Linked DNA regions of Homo sapiens: region 2 is linked to region 1. A link is a loop called in an ENCODE intact Hi-C map of the cell type or tissue named here. Cell type or tissue: Caco-2. All regions are shown on one strand. Each heading gives the region's core, and the rest is flanking DNA. Links, peaks and the distances in the headings are about the cores only. Region 1 has its middle 170 kb from the start of USP12-AS1. Region 2 overlaps LOC124903142 (a long non-coding RNA gene).

Evidence for each region. Peaks named below come from ENCODE experiments on the same cell type or tissue, not always from the same donor. Only the 100,000 strongest peaks of a DNase experiment are listed, where the experiment ranks them.
Region 2: it touches region 1 in a loop (5-fold over the local background); 1 of 110 quality-filtered maps calls a loop at or near these places.

Annotation. Positions count from the first base shown.
Region 1 is chr13:26,949,514-26,954,889 of GRCh38, forward strand. No RefSeq gene overlaps it. Among named protein-coding and RNA genes, the nearest start is that of USP12-AS1, 170 kb to the right of the region's middle. In Caco-2, for the core only: no CTCF peak of the experiment used is centred there; DNase peaks (open chromatin) are centred at 1,218 and 2,248.
Region 2 is chr13:28,543,523-28,548,898 of GRCh38, forward strand. LOC124903142 (a long non-coding RNA gene) reads left to right here. Exons shown (of 2, transcript XR_007063737.1): 2 at 1-408. Among named protein-coding and RNA genes, the nearest start is that of FLT1, 51 kb to the left of the region's middle. In Caco-2, for the core only: a CTCF peak has its summit at 2,133; a DNase peak (open chromatin) is centred at 2,299.

The sequences.
Region 1 (5,376 bases), core at 245-5,244:
TCACGCCACTGCCCTCCAGCCTGGGCAACAGAGCAAGACTCTGTCTCAAAAAAAAAAAAAAAAAAAAAAGGGTGCACAGACAATATAGAAAGCCCCTGAGGAGCAGATGTTTGCAGCCTCTGTGAAACTATCTGGTATAGAAGCTTTCCTATTTTTCTCTGGGAACAGTGATGTCACAACTCTGCAGAAGCACCTCCAACAGAAGCCGAATCAGAGACCCGGGGAGGCCTGTGCAAAATGCTCTTCTCCCGGGCAGGTCCCAGCCCAGGCTACCGTTAATATGTAAACACCGAGAGCTAGAATGACCAGGAGGCAAAGGGAAAGAGAGCTAATTAGATAAACCTTCATGCTTACAACCCCATTAGTTAATTAAATGATCACTTTACTGTGCAGAAAGTGAGCTGTCAGACTAATCCAAGTGTTACCAGCTTTATGGGGTCCGTGGGCCCTTTACAAGCTTCCTCTGCTCCCAAGTGTCAAATTGGGGCTGTATTGATAGATAAAAGCAACATCGAGCTGCTCTGATTGCGGCCTTTCCCTTCGATATCTTTATACTGTGCTATAAAAGCCTATTATACTTAATTTAAAGAGTGAAAATTGTTGACATCTCTTTCAATTGCTAATCTTTAGGAAACAATGAATGGAATATTATTTGAAAGGAATAAAGTGCTCGCTTTATTGGAGAGTAGTAAAAATCTAATAGTTGGCAAAACAATATGGTGTTTACTCTTCAAGATAGTTGGGTTTATTAGCTTAAGCGATTGAGAGCATTTTACAGTCAGCCTCAGCCCTCTTGTGTTTAGGTTTTACTTGGGTTAGAGCACCCGAGCTTTTATTTGTTGTCGTTGTTGTTGTTTTCCTTTTCTTTCTTTTTTTCTTTACTCTTTCTTACTCCCCTCCTCCCACCTGGAAAAAGATCAAGGATGACACTTTTAAGGAACCCGTTAGCAAATATGCCATATATTCATTGAGCCAAAAAATATCCTGCAAGTGAAAAACATGTTTTGTCAGATGCTAAATCCTTCATGGGTGGAATGTTCTGAAATGACAACTCACCAGGGCAGGAGGCCGGGAGCTCAAAAGTGTTATGGGGTCTGGGAGCCAGGGCAGTGGATCTGTGAGTACGCACTGCCCTGACCCCACCCCACAGCACACACACGCACACACTCCACCACGGAAGGGGAGGGCTCGAGGCTGAGTTAGAGCTTCTGCCAGCCCCGAGAAGGCTCTGGGTCACCTGTGTCCCTCTATTCAGCACAGAGGGCCCACCTGCCTGCATCCTCCACCTCCTGGCGTCCCGGGAGGGCAAGGACTTTAGTACTTGATACGTGATTCAGTTACGTCCTGGGAGCCCAGGAGGGAGCTTAGCACCCAGGTGTTTAATAAGCACTTCTAGAATGAGGTAGGAAGTAAGGAGACACTGAACCAGAGAAAGTGTGACTTTTCACATTTGAGACTTAGGGCTCTTGGTTTTCACACACAGGGTCAGGTATCAGGGGCCCAGCCAGTAGTTCCCCAATCTGAGCGCGTGAACGCTGCTGCACACTCCCTGACTGGGGAGGCCTGCGGAAGGGCCCCAGGAAACACACTTTGTTGTTGTTGTTGTTGTTGAGACAGAGTCTCGCTCTGTCACGAGGCTGGAGCGCAGTGGCGCGATCTCGGCTCAGTGCAAACTCCGCCTCCCGGGTTCAAGCGATCCTTCTGCTTCAGGCTCCCGAGTAGCTGGGACTACAGGCGTGTGCCACCATGCCCAGCTAATGTTTGTGTTTTTAGTAGAGAGGAGTTTCACCATGTTGGCCAGGATGGTCTCGATCTCTTGACCTCATGATTCGCCCACCTCAGCTTCCCAAAGTGCTGGGATTACCGACAGGAACCACTGCGCTCAGCCAAAACACACTTTTAACAAGCACACCAGCCAACTGCAAATGTTCAAATAACTTGGTTTCAGCAGAGGCTACTTTTCTCCCGTGGCCAGGTGCAGAGAGGCCGATGTGCACATCTGCTGCTAAGCTCCACCTGGGGTTTCCTGCTGCCAGGCTGTGGGTTCCAGGAAGGCCTGGCCCAGGACCCTAAATCTTTGCCATCTCTGCCTCTAGTGGCCCTGCAGAACTCGAATCGGGAATAAAGACCGCAGCACCACGGCACACACAGGTGAAGCCCAGGTGACAGGTTGTGCCAGCTCCTGCTCATGCTCCCTGTTGCTAGGGATTGTGAAACAGGCAGGGGCGACCAGCCCCGTGCCAGCCCAGCGGTCTAAATGTTCCAAAGGTGACAAGGCCCAAGGCAGGGCCTCTTGAATAAGCCCCCATGAGTCTGATCACTCACGCCAACAGAAGCTGCTTATCTCTTGAACTTTCAGCCTGCTAATTCCAACCAAGGTACATATCGCTTAGCTTTGGGCAATAAAAAGAAAAAAAAGTGTGTTTATCTGCTGTAGCTAAATCCAGTCTCTCCCAGATGACTCTGCTGTAGGCCTATTTCCTTGTTCTCCAAGTTCCAGTTTCTATAGTCAAGGCCAGCCAAAGAGCACAGCTCACCCAATGGCCTGAGAACTTGGCCAGCCCGAACGCCCTGAGCCCAGTTACCCAGAGGCCCCATCCAAGATCACAGCCAAGGTCAGGAGCTGGTGCTCCGGAGGCCATTGGCTTCCAGGCCCTCCATCCCATAAATAATGGGTTGCTGGTCAACCGGAATTCAAAAGGGGTTGATGTTATCTGAGTAAACCCGTTGTTGAAGCCAGATAGGGCCTTCGGGGTGTCTGCAAAGACTAGAGCCCAAAAAAGCCTCCACCTGACACTGAGTTAGGACCTAGAGTCCCAGTGGCACAGACCAGTCCTGAACCAGCCCACGACACCCCTGCTGCTACCATCTCCTCCCTGCCCTGGGACCTGGGATCTGGTTGTCAGCACCGCCATGCAGGGGAAATGGATCGGCAACAAGCAGAATGTCCATGCTTCCCCGTGGCCCTGGAGAGAAGGGGCCAGATGGAGAATGAGCCAGCTTTTGGCAAACACATGGACTCAATGTTCTGGAGTCTGCCCCTCACTAGGAGTCCATTCCAGGCCTAAGGCAGCTCACCTTGGCTCTGTTTGGTTTTGCCATTGACAGAGGCTCGGATCAACTGTGGACACGTGGGAAGGGTGGAGTGGGGACAAGGACACCGCGCTGGCTATTCCTTAGCACAGCAGCCCCAGAGGTGCATCTTCACAGAGGAGGTGCCATGGCCCCACTGTCCAAGGGCCAACCCTCTCTGCTCAGCCCTCGTGCCAACTCCCACCTTGGTCAAAGGCGGACAAGGGCCCTGTAGATCCTCGTGTGTGAAGCGAGTCATTTTGCTGGGATGGAGCTGCTCAGATACAGGCTACCACCCAGGGTGCCCCCTTGCAGTGTGGCACCGAGCACAGCCATCTTTTAGAAACACGTCAGTGCTTGAGGTGAATCAGCTGAATTGTGGTTTGGCAGTTATATTTTCTCCAGAAGCAGCATGATTGGACAACAGGTGCGACTGTCTGCAGAAAGCAAAGGCCCCACCAGGGCATCTAGAAAAAAGGGTTGGTTTCCACAGCACCAGAAACAGCAGCCTTTAGGCACCCAGGGCCCCGGACCTAGAGAGATCTGGGGACCAGAATGGGTGATGGGCTGGGAATGCAGTCCTGGGGCTACCTGTCCCTGTTCCTGCCCCTGGGCACCAGGTGGTCCCAGCATGCAGACTCCCACCCTGGCTGTGCCCTGCCTTAAGGAGAAGGGAAGGGAGGGGGGCCTCCCACACAGATTTCTTTGGCCCAGTGGCACATCTCATTGTCTCCTCACTCAGCATCCACTGAAGGCTCAGATACTGCGGGGCATTAATGATGCTGTAAGGTAATAAGGCCAGACGCTGCTCGTGTGAGAGCAAGCACTTGATAAAAGGGAGATTTACAGCCACATCCATCAACTTAATTATCTTTTACTAGAGTTTAAACTTAGTAGTAATCCTAATCTCTATTTAGTACGGTTTACAGGATCTATGGACACTTTACAATCTTCCTCTATTGGCAAGTGTCAAATTATGGCAATATTGATAAAACGGTGGAGTAAATGGGAGGTGAGACAACTCCAGAACCAGCTAATATGCATTTTACTGCACTGTAAAAGCCTATGACTCTCTGATTTCAGATGAAAATTTGTAGCCAATAATCAGAGCTGATAATGTTTCGGAAACAATTCTATGGGTCATAAAAGTCCCCTTCATGGCCTTCTACAACATGGACCTGACCATGAGTAGCGGGGAGCGTGGGGCGTGAGCAGGCTCCCTCCTGATGGCCTGCTGCCTTGGCCAAGGACAGGGCTGGGGGCCTTTGATGCTCTTCCACAGGAAAGGGTGCTGGACCACCCTGACCCCGGGCCACCCGACTCACCTGCTTCTAGCAACCTGTGTGGGCTTCTCTTGCAAAGAGACCGTTTTCCAGAGGACCTCATAGGAAAAAGCCTGCTACACTTTCCAAGGGATAGGATAAAGGAGCAGCTGGACCAGTTGCCCTTGGACTGTCTCCAGCCAGCTAGGCAGCCACATAGAGGGGATCTTAGGGCCAATATTATGGCTTTGAGCCCAGTACACCTGAAAAGAACCAGTGCCTTCACAGAAGTCACTCTATTTCTTTCTAATCCACTAACCTTTTGCTGTCAGCCCTGTCCATTTTCCCTAATACCGCTTGACGGTGTTCAGTTTAGACTTTCTCTATCTGGAAAACAGTGTCAAAATCATTGATGCTTCCTGACTTGAGTTACTTGGTACTAAGACCATAGTGCGCCCTAAGGCAAAAATGCAGTTTTCAAACAGACGTTCCCTCTGGGACTGAGGGGCTGTCCTCAGAGACCTTTGCTGGTTCTGGAGGAAGGAGCCTGCAGTGGTGCCTCCCTCTCAGCCCCTAGGACCTCCCCAGGGCCAATGTCACTTGGAGGTTCTGGGACTGGCTCAGCCTACAGGGCCGCCTCGAGCCCATATGGTGATTTGGTAGCTCTAGGAAAAGACCTCCTTTCTTGATGTGGATGTCGCCTATGGCCACACATGCTTTGATCATCTAGGCTGGAGGGCAGGCCTCCCTTGCACCACCCTTGGCGGAAGCTCTGGCTTCAGCCTCTCTCCAGACATTGAGTGTCTCAGTGAAGAAAGTCTGGCTTGGAGTCTGTAGCCCAGAGACCCCAGCTTGGCTGTTGGCTCTCTGGTTCTATTTTTCCTTTTCTTTTTCCAAAATACTTCTTTTTCCGGGTATCTTCTCTCTAAAGCTTTCCAAGCCTGATCCAGTCCAAAGCTGGTCCTTCAGTCCCTGTGACAACCCCACAGCACCCCTGGGAAGCGTTTACGGAACGAGGGTGTGCTTTCACCTTCCCACACAG
Region 2 (5,376 bases), core at 77-5,076, 1.6 Mb after region 1:
AGCCCAGACACCTATCTTCCAAGAGGAAAAAACTCTGTGGTGGTGCCATTTATGTTCCAGAGCAACTGCGGGATCAAGCTGAGGCTGGACTCCAGCTGAAACCACATGCAACAGACTGAATGCTTGTGCCCTCCCAAAATTAATATGTTGAAGCTCTAATCCCAATGTGATGATGGTATTAGGGAGGTAATTGGGTCATAAAGGTGGATCCCCTGTTAATGGGATTAGTGCCCTTATAGGAAGAGGCCAGAGAACTAGCTTGCTCCCTTTTCTCCATGTAAGGACACAGCAAGAAGGTGGCAGTCTGCAAGCCAGGAAGAGAGCCCTCACCAGAGCCTGCCTATGCTGGCACTCTGATCTTGAACTTCCAGCTTCCAACACTGTGAGAAATAAATGTGTATTGTGTGAGTCCTCAGTCTGTGGTAATTTGTTGTAGCAGCTCAAGTTGACTAAGACATGGCATCTTTTCTTAGCTGCTCTGCTTCTATTTCCTACTTCTCTCTTCTCCCTTCAGGTCCCTTATGAGAGTGTGCTCCCAAAATACCACTTGTACAAGAATCTCCTGCTCAGCTCAGCTTCTAGGAAACTTGACCTAAGACACAGGCCATGACCAACATTCACCAGTGTGGGAGAGCAGAGGATGGAAAGGTCAGCCAAACACTGCCAAGCCAGGCCAACTCCTGAGAGCTTCTCTGGCAATGATTTCTGGCCCCTAGGTGCTCAGCCAAGTGATGACCAACCCAACGCCAATGAGGCAGCTCCCTGGGGAAGCTGAGTTAACAATATCATGTGATCAGTTAAACCAGTGAAAAAGTATGAAATTCTGTCAGTAAATGTTAGAGTTGGTAGAGGATGGGTTATAGCTTTGTTTTCAACACTCAGTGAAAATGAGCCCCTGGAGACAACCCTTCTGTATTAGTCCGTTTTAATGCTGCTGATAAAGACATACCTGAGACCGGGCAATTTGCAAAAGAAAGAGGTTTAATGACCTATAGTTCCACATGGCTAGGGAGGCCTCACGATCATGATGGAAGACAAGGAGGAGCAAGTCACATGGATGGCGGCAGGCAAAGAGAGATTGGGCAGGGAAACTCCCCCTTATAGTACCATCAGATCTCGTGAGACTTATTTTCTCTCATGAGAACAGCACAGGAAAGACCTGCCCCCATGATTCAATTACCTCCCACCAGTTCCCTCCCACAACACATGGGAATTCAAGATGAGATTTGGGTGGGGACACTGCCAAACCATATCACCTTCCTCTTGTCTTCCAGATTTCTATTACAGCCATTCGTTTTTCTATTAGTTCCAGTCAGATCAGAGCCTTACCCTGCAAGTGATTCTTTGGCTCCCCATCATCCACAGGTGAAACCCAACCATCCATTGCATGACAGAGGTCCTTATGATCTAGCCCTTACCTGCCTTTTGGTGCATCTCTACTGCTCTCCTATAATATACTTTAAGCTCTTGAAAACATGGACCTACTTCAGTTCCCTAAACTTCCTACCTTCTGAATATGCTGGTCCCCTTCTCTTTCCCCATTGTTGTCTCCCCATTGACACCTGGCAATCTCCCACTCACCCTCCAAGTCAGAGATTTACAGGGTCATTTCACCTGAGGGCTGACTTCAGGAATCCTTTCTCTGAGTTCTTTTTTTTTTTTTTTTTTTTTGAGACAGAGTCTCACTCTGTTGCCCAGGCTGGAATGCAGTGGCATGATCTTGGCTCACTGCAACCTCTGCCTCCCAGGTTCAAGCGATTTTCCTGCCTCAGCCTCCCAAGTAGCTGGGATTACAGGCGCCCGCCACCATGCCCAGCTAATTTTTGTATTTTTAATATAGATGGGGTTTCACCATGTTCCCCAGGCTGGTCCCAAACTCCTGACCTCAGGTGATCCACCCGCCTTGGCCTCCCAAAGTGCTGGGATTACAGGCGTGAGCCACCGCACCTGGCCCTTTCTCTGAGTTCTAACTGCACGTTGTTCATTCCACCACCAGAGCAGTTATCATTCTACTATAATTGTTCATCTGCATTGTCTTTCCTGTAACCTAAAATTCCTTGAGCTCGGCAACTGTCTATTTTTATTTTGTATCCTAGGACCTAATAAGGACTTTGGGTGCACTGGAGTCTATTTAGTGCTTCAGGAAGTAGATTCTGAGCTTGGACTGCCTGCATTCCCAGCTCTGTTACTTGCTATCCTGGGACTTTGGACAAGCTACTTCGCATTCTGTTTTATTACCTGTAAAATGGAGATAACAATGTTGACTTCTCAAGTTACTGTGAGGATTATCCAGGTGAAGCCACTGTGCTTGAGCAGGTGGGTAAGGGCTGGATCATAAGGCACAATTCCTGGAACATAGTAAGCATGCTAATTGTTATAAATGTTCACTGCATAGTGCTATCCTGACTGCTAATCCCTAACCTCAAAGTACTGATGAATAAACAACAGATACAAAGAAGTGCTGCTCTACCAGACAGACAGTAAATATAAGAGACGTATTTACTTACTTTAGAGAGAGCTGACGTGCTGTTTACTAATCTACCCATCATTGCTCTATCAGGCCCTTTTCCTGCTGGGCTATTCTAGGAAGATGGTATTTGAGATAAGCCCTGAAAGATAAGATGAAGTCAGCAGAAAGTGTAAGGGAGTGTGTCTTTGGACAGAGAGAAGAGCTTGTGCAAAGGCCCTGAGGCAAAAACAAAAATCAAGCAAAACCCCTCACTCCCTCCCACTCTACTAACCCCCTACTAACCCCACCATTAACGAGAAAAATAGAGGGTGTTCCAGGGACCAAGAGGAAGCTGCTGTATCTGATGCTTAGAAAGTTACAGAGATGTGTCAATGGACCTGGTGCTAAATAATAATAATAAATAATAAAGTTAGAAGGAAAGAAGGATGAGAAGAAGTTGACAAAGAAAAATTAGATCATGCAGAACCTTGTAGGAAAGCATATGGGTCTCATCCAAGGTGTGATGGGAGGTTTTTAGGCCGTGTAATAAGACGATCTGTTTTCTGTTTTTTAAAACAGATTGTCTGACTCAGGAGGCTTTTGTGTTAATAGATAAACTGTGAATTCAAAAGAAAAGTTATTGACTATTTCAAAGATTAAACAATGACTTTCCCATGTATCTTTGAAATTGTTAAAAGCCATTTTAATTTCCAGAATGTATAGGAAGGGTTAAGGGGAATAGCTGATTATTATTATTATTTTTTTTTTTTTGAGACAAGAGTCTTGCTCTGTCGCCCAGGCTGGAGTGCAGTGGCACAATCTCAGCTCACTGCAACCTCCACCTCCCAGGTTCAAGCGATTCTCCTGCCTCAGCCTCCAGAGTAGCTGGGCTTCAGGTATGCACCACCACATCTGGTTAATTTTTGTATTTTTAGTAGAGACAGGGTTTCACCATGTTGACCAGCCTAGTCTTGAACACCTGACCTCAGGTGATCCACCTGCCTTGGCCTCCCAAGGTGCTGGGATTACAGGTGTGAGCCACCATGCCTGGCTGATTTATTTTTAAAAGTAGATTTACAAAAGTCCACAGGCATGTAAGTGTAACGTTTTAATTTTCTTTTTATGCCACAGCAAAGGATGAATTCTTGTTGGTAATTTTTTGATTAGATCATTTCAGGCAGATCTTACATTCAGAAGTTTTATTGCCATAGCTACTATGGGGAAGGCCTTGGTGATCATTTGCAAAAATTTTGTTAAGACTTGAATTGTAAAATTCTGCTTGCGTCTATTGCTGTTTTAAAAATGGCAGCTACAATTTCAAGGCTTAAGTGAAGGTAATGGAAATCATTTCTTTAAGTGAAAGGGGATTAAATGGTACCTATGTAAATTCTATACACTTAAAAGATTAATTTCCATCAAATGGGAAATATTTTTCTGTTATACTTTCTTACCTGAAATAAATTCGTTCATTTCTATGTAATTTTAAAAACGGTTTTACTGATAGTTTTATCTATAGCTTTACAAATTGGCAATTTCAATAGTGAAATAATTACTTTTTGGTGTATCCTTAATGTTGTTAAAAGTGACTTTAATTTCCGGCATTTTCTTTTGCAAGAGTTGACTCTGGTTGTTTCGTGGTAAATATATGAAGTGGAGGCAGCAGTGGAATCTAGACCAGTAAGGAGGCCGTTGCGAGAGACAGGCGAGCTGAGGGCGGCTGAGATGATGCGCAGCCGTGGGGGAAAAGGAGGGAGCTGAGATGCAAGCATACCCAGGGCGTGGAAATGACAGGCCCTACCGAGACATTGGATGTGGAGGCAAGAACGAGGCAGGAATCACAGTGTACCCCCAATTCTGGCTCCCGTAGATGGCTGAATGGTGTCACCAGTGAGTGAGATGGGATTGCTGGGGCTAGAGAGGAACTGGTTTGCCAGATGGTGAGGGAATCAAGGGCTCCACTTTGGACATTTTACATTTAAAGCAAACCATGCCAGAAAGTGGACCTCAGGGAGGTAGAGAGCAGAATGGTGGGTACCAGAGGCAGGGAAGGGAAGGGGTGGATGAAGAGAAGTTGGCTAGCAGCCACCAAAATATAGTTAGGTCAAAGGAATAAGTCCTAGCATTTGATAGTACAGTAGGAAAATTAGAGTTAACAACCATTTATTGTATATTTCAAAATGGCTGTGAGAGGAGATTTGTAATGTTCCCAACACAAAGAAAAAATAAATGTTTGAGGTGATGGATATGGCAGTTGCCTGTTTCGATCACACACATTGTGTACATGTATCAAAATATCACATGTACCTGCCAAATTTGTACAACTATGATATATTAATTTTTAAAAAATAAAGCAAAGCATGCCTCCAAGTGGATTTGTCCTATAGGAAGCTGGATGGAGAAGTCGGGGGATTGGAGAGGATTGGGTGTCCTTTTGGAGATCCTTAGCATAGAAATGGCATCCTCATTAGAAAGGATGCTGTCACCCAGAAGAGAGCATAGAGGGGAGAAGAGAGGCTAGAGCCAGCCCTGGAAAGCCAACCTTTAGAGTTGTGCATCCATGCAGGGGGAGGCAGAGAGAAGCCTGCAACAGGTTCTGAAAAAGAACAGCCAAAGAGGAAGGAGACAGAGCAGTGGAGCTTCGGAAGCCAGGAGGAAAGTGAGGAAGTAGTTAGGTAAATCCAGTGCAAAGGTCAAGTAAGATAAAAACAGAAAGCCGGTTATTTGGATTTGCAATATGGAGGTGTTAAGCGGCTTGGACAGGAGTCGTTTGGAGAAGTCTGAGGACAGAAGCTGGGTTAGAGTGGGTTTGATGAGCACACAGGTGATGGGAAGTCAACATTGTTGACAGCTCTTGCAACAGTTAGTTTTGAGGTGACAGGGTGGCAGAGAAAGGCATAGGCAGCAGTAGGAGGCTGAGGAATAAAACG